3 separate regions of the Homo sapiens genome follow, and regions 1 and 3 are each linked to region 2. The links are chromatin contacts, found by Hi-C or POLR2A ChIA-PET in ENCODE. All regions are on one chromosome and are shown on one strand. Each heading gives the region's core, a stretch centred on a gene start or an enhancer-like site at or near the end of the contact. The rest is flanking DNA. Distances are from core to core; before and after follow the strand shown. Region 1 overlaps PLEKHA5 (pleckstrin homology domain containing A5). Region 2 holds the start of PIK3C2G (phosphatidylinositol-4-phosphate 3-kinase catalytic subunit type 2 gamma). Region 3 overlaps PLEKHA5 (pleckstrin homology domain containing A5).

Evidence for each region. A loop is a pair of places that touch in the nucleus more often than their neighbours do. ChIA-PET counts read pairs that join two places held with the same protein, here RNA polymerase II (POLR2A). Pooled maps may share reads with other maps.
Region 1: a map of CD14-positive monocyte shows a loop between it and region 2 (5-fold over the local background). The contact joins the enhancer-like site here to the promoter of PIK3C2G in region 2. A Hi-C loop is called at or near these places in 8 of 168 maps with a recorded cell type or tissue (CD14-positive monocyte, CD4-positive, alpha-beta memory T cell, IMR-90 and 5 more), 19 of 37 single-sample maps with no recorded cell type and 25 of 50 pooled maps. POLR2A ChIA-PET finds 5 or more read pairs at or near these places in 1 of 52 experiments (PC-9).
Region 3: a pooled map shows a loop between it and region 2 (2.9-fold over the local background). The contact joins the enhancer-like site here to the promoter of PIK3C2G in region 2. A Hi-C loop is called at or near these places in 7 of 168 maps with a recorded cell type or tissue (CD4-positive, alpha-beta memory T cell, IMR-90, MCF 10A and 4 more), 18 of 37 single-sample maps with no recorded cell type and 22 of 50 pooled maps.

What each region holds. Positions count from the first base shown.
Region 1 is chr12:19,297,382-19,300,745 of GRCh38, reverse strand. All of the region lies in intron 15 of PLEKHA5 (pleckstrin homology domain containing A5), which reads right to left. Among named protein-coding and RNA genes, the nearest start is that of AEBP2, 140 kb to the left of the region's middle. Within about 2 kb of position 1,670, at least 2 of the 41 ENCODE cell types and tissues checked have a DNase peak (open chromatin) inside an H3K27ac peak, as active enhancers do; they include PC-9, where a contact is called at or near this core.
Region 2 is chr12:18,259,677-18,262,850 of GRCh38, reverse strand. PIK3C2G (phosphatidylinositol-4-phosphate 3-kinase catalytic subunit type 2 gamma) reads right to left here and starts at 1,333. Exons shown (of 33, transcript NM_001288772.2): 1 at 1,274-1,333.
Region 3 is chr12:19,272,414-19,275,982 of GRCh38, reverse strand. It overlaps PLEKHA5 (pleckstrin homology domain containing A5), which reads right to left. Exons shown (of 32, transcript NM_001256470.2): 11 at 1,000-1,467. LOC124902892 (a long non-coding RNA gene) reads left to right here. Exons shown (of 3, transcript XR_007063235.1): 3 at 218-299. Among named protein-coding and RNA genes, the nearest start is that of PLEKHA5, 140 kb to the right of the region's middle. Within about 2 kb of position 1,867, at least 9 of the 41 ENCODE cell types and tissues checked have a DNase peak (open chromatin) inside an H3K27ac peak, as active enhancers do; they include PC-9, endothelial cell of umbilical vein and heart right ventricle, where a contact is called at or near this core.

The DNA of each region.
Region 1 (3,364 bases), core at 421-2,920, 1.0 Mb before region 2:
CTACCATTAATTCAAAGATTTATCAGCTTATGTTTCAACAACATAATGACACCTTTAGGTCAATTTTAGAAATGTTTTTGGCATTTATACTCAACCTCATTTCCTTCCAAGTTTTGAACAAGAATTCTACATTGTGGGCATTAGCATCATGGCTTATCTTTGCATCCTGAGTTCCATAAATCTTTGCAGAATGAATAAACTTGCTGAAAAATGTACATAAAATTAAGACAGAGGCAAAACCTACTGTAAAATTAAGACAGAAGCAAAGCCTGGTATAATGAGCTACTTTTATAATTTTGTAACTGTAAAATAGTATTTATAATATTTTGTAAATAAAAATAGAATTGTATAACTATTATGCATTTTAGAATAGGTAGGGACATTTTGTTTTCACTTTGCTGTCTTGTTAGAGCCATAGCTAGAAGCTGATATTCCTCAGGTAACAAAGACTGCAGCCAAACTCTAAGAACAGAATGATCCATTAACTTTGAAAGAAGTTAAAATAGAATTTTTAAAAGATGAAAGAAAATCCATTAATACAAGGTTTTCACTCTAGCTTATGATTTTGGGCAAGTCATGGAATCTGATTTAATGGGGATAAAGGTTAATTGGTCCATATGCTGCAGAGCCTGTGTATGTGAAACAAGTGGGATGTTGTATAGGATGGTGCTTTGTGAACTGTAAAGTGATACTTACACAGTAAGGTTGAACAGGCACTACACAGGTACACCATGCAGAGAACGGAGTGCTTTGGAAGTATCTGAGAAATGGTGAGTCACTGGCTGGAGAAACGGGTTTATGGGGGAGGAATTATTTCACAAGTTGTGGCGTGGTGGTGGAAGACTGAAGGCTTAAATGACAAAAAGAGACTTTTTTTTGTAAGGCAAAAGGAGTCTGTGACATTTCCTGAGTTGGCTAAAAGACATAATGTGGCAGGAGCTTTAGGAAGATCAAATGAGCAACTGGACCTAATTTCAATTTCAGCAGTCACAGACTTCCCATTTACCGAGGGCTTACAAGCTCCTCTTACTGTGTTCAGAAGTTTATAGATATTACCTCAATTAATCCCTAACAACCCTTAAAGGTTCACATTACTACTCTGTTACAAATGTGAGAGTGGAGGCTTACAGTTAACAAACTTATTATCCAAAGCCAGGGAAATTAAGATGAGGAATATCCAAGACTATTATACAATAAAACGGGATACGTGACGAAATCTAGATGTGAGACCAGGAATATTGCTATGTGCGTGCAAAGATTCAGGAGAAGCATTACAGAGATTTGCTGACTAAATGATTTGCTGACTAAAGATTCAGGAGAAGCATTGCCAAGATTTGCTGACTAAATGGTAATGAGGGATCTCATATACATAAGGTGTTATGGTAGCCTTTGTTCTCCTGAGCAAACACCATGCCAACATGTAATCAGCTAAAAAAAATCTGTTCAGACAGTTCTACAGAATCTCATGATTTTTCCATTTTCAGTGAAACTGTTTTTAAAGTACATTTAATTCCAGTTTAAAGTCATCAGTTTAACTTTAATACATGCTGATGTTGGGCAGACAAGATTTTAGGAGAACATAATAGAACTCCAGGCACTTGTCTGACTTAATTCTGCCATTTTCACAAATTTGGAAAATCTCCATCCTTACAGTGATGGAGAGGCAGGCAGGATGCCAAGGAGGCTTGTCATACCTTAGGTCCTTCCAGTTATTCTGCCACTTGTTTTTCTTCTTCTTCATCAGTCAGCCAGACTGTGAGAGACTGGTGTCAGGCTGTCCCAGCCATAGCCTGTAGAGGAGACTCGGCCTCACTTTCTCTATGTGTTATCCTCTTTTCCGCTGGGGGTTTTAAGGTGCCAGCCTTAAGTTCCTAGTCTAAGCAAATAGTAAAGCAAGAGTGCTGACGGCTCTCAAAGCCCAGTGAGTTCCTTCTGAAGGAAGATGTATTCAATAAATGCTTGTGACATGACCAACGTTAATAGCAACTGATATTCTGAACCATTTTTTTTAAATTATTTTATTTTTTTGCTTTAGCTTTTTGGTGAGGGACTTGAGGGATAAAGATGACAAGCTTTGGGCCAGGCGCGGTGGCTTACACCTGTAATCCCAGCACTTTGGGAGGCTGAGGCGGGTGGATCACCTGAGGGCAGGAGTTCGAGACCAGCCTGGCCAACATGGTGAAACCCTATCTCTACTAAAAATACAAAAATTCACCAGGCGTGGTGGTGGGTGCCTGTAATCACAGCTACTCGGGAGGCTGAGGCAGGGACACCAAGAGACGGAGATCTTCCCCAGTTAGCACTGAGATAGGTTACAAAAAAAAAAAAAAAAAAAAAGCTAAAAAAATAGGACAGATTACTGCTAAGAACAGACCCATGATAATAATGTAAGAGCACTAAATAGGCCAATTTAAGAGACACATATTAAATTCTAATTTACTCCATTATCCATTTAGTCTTACAGTTCTGCCATTATTATTATTTCATATCCTGCTCAAGGATTTTCTCAGTTTTATCTCTGTCCCTCCTACTCCTCTTCTTTTTTTGGAGATGGTGTCTCCCTCTGTTGCCTAGGCTGGAGTGCAGTGGTGCGATCTCGGTTCACTGCAACCTCTGCCTCCCAGGTTCAAGCAATTCTCCTGCCTCAGCCTGCCAAGTAGCGGGTGGTACGCACTACTATGCCCGGCTAATTTTTTGTATTTTTAGTAGAGATGGGGTTCACCATGTTGGCCAGGCTGTCTCAAACTCCTGACCTCAGGTGATCCACCCACCTTGGCCTCCCAAAGTGCTGGGATTACAGGCGTGAGCCACTGTGCCCAGCCCAAAAAAGATTTTCTTACCCTCCTCCTCAGAATTTGATAATTGTTTTTTAAAAAATGTACTGATAAAAAGACACATATATAGGTGCTGACTCTGTTGACAATCTATCCCCAGTCTACTGGATCTCCAAATAAACATGAAATGTTTTTCATTCTCAAAAAAAAAAAAAAAATAATAATTTACTGGTAAATTATAAAGAAGGATTTAGCTATTGACTCTGGCAAACCTTAAACATTTTCATGCAAAAAAGAATACATAGGTATGCTTGCACTGTATTTTTTTTTTTTTTTTTTTTTTGAGACGGAGCCTCGCTCTGTCGCCCAGGCCGGACTGCGGACTGCAGTGGCGCAATCTCGGCTCACTGCAAGCTCCGCTTCCCGGGTTCACGCCATTCTCCTGCCTCAGCCTCCCCAGTAGCTGGGACTACAGGCGCCCGCCACCGCGCCCGGCTAATTTTTTGTATTTTTAGTAGAGACGGGGTTTCACCTTGTTAGCCAGGATGGTCTCGATCTCCTGACCTCATGATCCACCTGCCTCGGCCTCC
Region 2 (3,174 bases), core at 84-2,583:
ATTACTTCATCACGTTTTCTTCCTAAGCTCTGAGAGAATTGTACCATGTTTTGCTTACTTGAAGAGGGCTTCCTCACGACCAAAATGATTCCAGCTCAGGCAGAAGAAAAAGTGAAATCATAGCCTTGGGGTTCACAATGGCATCACAGGATCTTGCTTATTTAATGAATCAGTGAAGACTCACCTACTATGAACCTTTTCTATAGGAGGTAGAAGTTGTCTTTTTTTTTTTTTTTGTCAGCTCACTCATGGTTAGCTATTTTCTTATGCTCACTATTTTCTTATGCTCAATTCACAAACTTGCTTTTTATCTGGTTCAGATGGCAGATAGACATGCGTGGAGAATAAATAACATGTCATGGAAAGAGCCCTTGAGTTGGAATAAGAAAACCTTGATTAAAATCCAAGCTCTTAATAACATTATTAATGACATGAGGGGTATGTGTTCTTTAACCTCGCTCTCTGAGTCTGTTTCCTAAGATGCAATAATTACATTAGCTAATGCATTTAAAAAGGAGATCACTATGTACAAGTTATATATTATGATTAGTTTGAAAGAATGGGGTATATCTTATCTCTAACTTTAATCCTAAGCTTCAGAAATAGAATTGTTCATCAGACAAGAACATAAGGGGGCAACTGGGACACACAATAGGTTCACATTGGCCTCAGTGAGCTACGAATAAAGAGGTAGGCAAACAGCAGAGACGGACCGCAGCACAGAGGGAGGAAATGGAAATAGAACAGAGCTTCTCCCTAGCAGGAGTTGCTTCTAGTTTGGATCCCATATGTTAAGAAATTCCACCTTCCATTTAACAAGAATTTCCTCTGGGAGCCATCATGGGGATGCCGTCTACAAGCTAGTGGCACGAGATTCAAGACACTAAAAGTGTACACTAAGAAAAATCTACCAGTAGACATGAATGAAATAATTAGCTCAAGGCTCTGATGAAATGGTATGTTATCAAATGCAATCTGTGGTGTCAGCTAGCTGGAGAGAGAGAGAAAGAAAGAGGCAGAGGGAGGGGGGAAAGAGAGAAAGAATAAGTTTATTCAGGAAAGATCTATCTTCTGGTTGTAGATTTTGGGGAATATTTACAAGCTGGATATCTCTGTTTCAAAATATGGCACAAACTCACTCTGATTTTAAATTCATCTACCATTTTTGTATCACAGTATAATTAAAGAGCTATTTTGCCTCAATAATATATTTGAGTCGAAATATCATGCTATGTAGTTAAGTATAGGAAGTTTATTTGTTTTAGTTTCTTACCTGACGCATATATCTTCCTGAAATGAAACACGATCTCATTTCTTTTCAAGAGTCAAATACGCTCACACAAGCTAAAACACTTCTATTTCAAGGGAACGTGATGCTTCCACTGGAAGCTTTTATTCCTGTTTGGCAGGTTGGGCGTGTTTGGAAATCTATTTTCCATCAAACCCTGAAGGGTTATATGGAAAAAAAAAGAAAAAAGGTTTGCATTGACATAATGAATAGAGGATTTAAGCCAAAAACCCAACCATAAATGAGCTTCTCTGTGCTAAACAGAATTCGGGCCAAAGATACTGATCAGCAATATACAAACGAAAATATATTTTTTAAAAATGTGTAAGGTGGGCATATTTCCCCTCAAATTACAGCTAAGGTTATTATGCATTTAAACGTGGAGGTGGTTGGATGTGGTGAAACCAGTGGTCTCAATTTGCAGGAGCAGAGGTGAGCCCTTGAAAAAGGTATTCTAGCCATTCTGTGAGTTTCACCTATCGAGGTATTTTCTTTATTTAATTAGAATTTAATAAGTTCATTTTTTTCTAATTTAGAAAGATATTAATTTTTAGTTTAGCCTTAGGATGCATAGTAAATTTCAATTTAAATATTTTTAATAACATCTGAAAAGGAACAGCAAAATAAAACAATATTTATAAGATTAGCAAGTAGATGTGGGTGGTTTATTGTTTTGGTATACTGCTCTTGAAATTGAACAATGTGTGGAGACTCTGAGACAACACAAGAAATTATATAATTAAATCCAGGTAAAATAGGATCTGCCAGAAGTAGGCCTGCTTTACTGGGAGAAAGTTTTAGGAAATAAAAATAAATTGGATTACTCTTGTTTCCAAAATATGTCGTAGGATCCTTTTGTTGTTGCTGTTTTTTTCTCTTCTTTTTTCTTCTTTTTAGATTTATAGTAGTTTTCTGTAAGAATGATTTCTTACATGGAAGGGTAGAGAAGAGAAAGTTGAGAATTATATCACTTTCAGGGCTACTCATGGAAAGATATTTATAGTATTGAAGGTTCACAATTGTACAACACCATCCCCTGACCCTTGTACCCCTTCTGTTCTAAAGCTACAAAGGTGTGAGAGGTCACAGAAAAATGGGAGCTTGACCTAGAAGTGGAGGGTGATGTCACACAGGAAAACAATCATACCTTTATATTTTAATAATAACCTGAGCTGCAATTCTTAGCTTTGGAACTCTGGGGAGATAGATGACTTTAAAAATAACTTTACATGTAGTGATTTTTTCCAAATACATTTATGCTAAACCCTTAAAAATCTCTTTAAATTAATTCCTAAAATGAGCCACTATTTAAGAAAAATAGTCCCTTCAAAAATTGAAACATTTTGGATCTACAAATCTCTTACCACACATTAAAGTAGGCTCATACATTTTTCAGGAGGACTTATGAGAGCTGGACTGGGTTGAAAAGGAACAATCTAATCTTGATAAAACTCAAAGATTAAGGTTAGAACAGTTTGATAGTCATTATTCATTAACAAGAAAGGGTACAAAAATGTACCTTGTACTTTGTTTCCTTTGAAAATATGTTCTTCAATAATTTATCTTTCCTTGCTTAACATGTACGCTTACCTATTTTAGTAGCACTTTTAATTAAAATAAAATCCAGAGAACAATTAAGCTTCTTCTAAAATTTACTTTTTTCATGGCTATGTCCTATGTCTAAAATTTAAACACACAAAGCCTTCTGTCTTACCTGGTAGTAGTCTACTCCGTTTTTTAGGCAAAGTATTTAAGACAGAATGATCAAGCTTCAACAATGAAATGCAAATTTTATTTAAAAATCAATGTTTACGTGCAAGTTTATTTGATTTCCTGTCTATTATGTTAACATTAATTAGGTTATTTTGTTTATGCATTTTATTGTA
Region 3 (3,569 bases), core at 618-3,117, 1.0 Mb before region 2:
CCTTCATTGTATTTGTCACACTAAATTGCATCTACTTATTCAATTGTCTCCTCTACTAGAGAATTATCTCTGTGAGTATCTGGACTGTATCTTTTCATTATTTTACTTTGCGGTCCCACAATTAGCATATAGTAGTTGCAAAATAAATATATTAAGAAAAGGTGCATGCAAAAATGAATAAATGCTCATATAAATATATTTACATTTTTTTTTTTAGAGTTGGGTTCTCACTGTGCTGCCACGCTGGAGTGCACTGGCACAGTCATAGCTCACTGCAGCTCCCAACTCCTGGGCTCAAGCAATCCTCCCACTTCAACTTCCCCCAAGTAGTAGGTACTACAGGTATGCACCACTATGCTTGGCTAATTTTTAAGAATTTTTTACAGAGATAGGGTCTTGCTAGGTTGCCCAGGCTGGTCTCAAACTCCTGGCATCAAACGATTCTCCTGCTTTGGCCTCCCAAAGTGCTGGGATTACAAGCCGAAAAACTGCGCCTGGCCTTGAATTTAATAGTTATGTGCATTCTGATTTAAAGAAAGCCCAAGAATAAGACTGGGAATTAGAGAGCAGTAGGCCTTTGCTGCCTCCATATTACTTGTCTCAGGAGATCCTTGCATTGTACCAACCTGCAGAAACTGGTAATGGAGGACAGTCAGAGAAGAGGTGATAATGGCAGGGGACAAGACAGGGGTGGGTTGGGAGGACAGGGCTTGCTCCCTCCCTCTCCCAAATAAACTCGATCTCTGCCTGTAACCCAAGCCTTTCCTTGTGCTTGGCCAGGAAGGATGACTCCTTGCCATTAGCAAAGTTGGGTGACAGAACATAAGAGACAGAGAATAAATACTTATATCTGATCATTATAAACAAAAGACGTAGTAATGAAGCTATAACAGCTAAAACACAATTTAAACCAATATTTTAATCAGTAGCTCAGAAACCAATCTCCACCAACACAGCATCAAAGAAACCTGGGTTCATAATGACAAGACAGACACTTACCCCCTGGTTTCTTCTTCATGACCCCTCCCCTTCTGGATTTTAATCCACTGTTCCAACTGCTGCATTGAATTTGTTCTCTGTATGACTCGATCGGCCTCTGTGTATAAGGGCCCTGTATTGGGGCGATTTCCACCTCTAAGATCTGCCAGGCTAACATTGACTATTTTGTTCTCTGAACTGCTCAAGTTGATTGGTCTGTAGTGCACAGTCTGAGCAGGGCATGCTGACCCACTCTCATATTCAGATGGCAGAGAATTCAGCTTTACACTATTAATTTTTGTTAAGGGTCTATCTTGACCATCCTTCTGAAATCCATATTTTTCAGCTTCTAATGCCTTTTTTTCTTCAATTTTGCTCATTTCCTTGTTTTTTTGATTGTTTTGGATCTCTGGTTTAATTAGCACTCTATGGTTGGGAATGTTATTGGTTTCTTTAGTTGGTGCATTTTCAGATGTAATCTTGTCCACTCTGAAATCAGAGAAGAAAATCATAGTAAATCAGATGAAATAATGTACATATTACTTCTGGGATTCAATCTAGGAAAAATTATACTTTACGGGGGTGGGGGCCAGGGGACTGGAAAGGGTCACAGTGGACAAGTCTACACAAATACCCAATGCTGTGATATTAACATTCAAGCACAACACCAGAATGTATAAACAGAAAGGGGGAAAAAGAAAACATAAAGAACTAGAGCGTAAAAAGTGATGTGTGCTCCCACCATTAGGAATCTGAAAATAAAGCAAATTAAGATTGCCTTATGACAGTTAAACCACAAAGTCTACACTTAAAGGACCACAGTAGATAGTCCCTTGAAAGGAGCCACATGGCTCCCAGCCAAGGTTAGCTGCTTGTTGACTCATGAGACAAACATGAGTCTGGTTGTGGAAATGGCTGCAACAGGAAATCATAGTCTGATGCTATCAAAGATCTGAACCATATAATTAACTCCTTTTGTTTGTATTCAAGAGGAACTCAGTATGATTTTAGAGCTCTTGGAGTCTGACTGCACATGTCCAGCTTGCAACTCTGTTCTTACTAGCTGAGTCTTCAGGCAAAGTACAGAACACTTAAAGTGCCTATGCTTCCTCTTTGGTAAATGGGTATGATTGTGCCACCAAGATCAGAGGGTTCTTGTGAGAATCAGATGAGTTAATGAGTGGCTGGCACAGACCTTATTTTACCATTATAATTCCAACACATCAAGCAATCTTGGGTTAGAATCTGGCATCCCATGTCCACCTGGCCACTGAAAGAATGAGCTCGTTAACAGCATGTGTCTAGGTCACTCGACAGTTGTACTTGCTCACTATTCTAGTTGCCATATCTAGGTCTTTCCCTGAGCCTAATCACTTCCAGACTCTGAAAAGATCAAGCTGAGTGTGTGAACCTGCACGAAACTGCCAAGATCATGCCACTCTAGGAGGCCTCTCAGGAGCCAGCCAACCCTCCATATTCCAATAAATAAAAATGCTTCTATCAGAAACTAGGTGTGGTAATGCTGCCAATGTTTATGACGTGTGGAAAGGATGTAGATCTATATACATATATCTGTAATCAACTATAGATGAAGATATCTAGAAGCTTTGGAATATGGTCACCAAGGAAAAAAAATTAAAAAAAAAAGGTGACTATTTTTCTTGGAGTAAAGTTATGAACCATCCATATATTTAGGTTAAATATAAACCATGGCTTCTAGATTGGAGGCAACATTAGACATTGGGAAAATTTACTAAGATAGACTATGTGCTTCTTTCTCTTGAAAAATAAAAGTTGGCCAGGTGTGGCCACTGATGCCTGTAATCCCAGCACTTTGGGAGGCCAGGGTGGGTGGATCACCTAAGATCAGGTGTTTGAGACCAGCCGGGCCAAAATGGTGAGACCCCGTCTCTACGAAAAATAAAAAAAAAATTAGCTGGCTTGGTGGAGGACATCTGTAATCCCACCTACTCGGGAGGCTGAGGCAGGAGAATTGCTTGAACCTGAGAGGCAGAGTTTGGAGTGAGCTGAGATCGTGCCACTGCACTCCAGCCTGGGCGACAGAGCGAGACTCCATCTCAAAACAAGAACAACAAAGAAGGCATAGAACATTTACACTAAAAGCATATGTATCCCTTGCTATTTGGGAGGGTAGGAATTTTAACATTAAACATAAAATAACTGAAAAGATTTTTAAAACATATTTACTGTAGTCTATCTAAAGCTATTATTATTACTGTCATCATGATTATTATCATTATTATTTGAGATAAGGTCTCTTGCCGTATAACCCAGGGGGGAGTGCAGTGACGTGATCTTGGCTCTCTGCAACCTCAACTTTCTGGGCTCAAGTGATCCTTCCCTCTCAGCCTCCCGAGCAGCCGGGACTATAGGTACACGCCACCACACCTAGCTAATTTTTAAATTTTTTTAGAGACGGGGTCTCACTGGTCACCTAGGTTGGTCTTGAACTCCTGGGCTCAAGCAATCCTCCCACCTTGGCCTCCTACATTATTGGGGTTACAAGCGTGAGCCACCGTGCTCAGCCTAAAGCTATTATTTTAAATTAAAACTGTGGTGGGTTTTTTTTC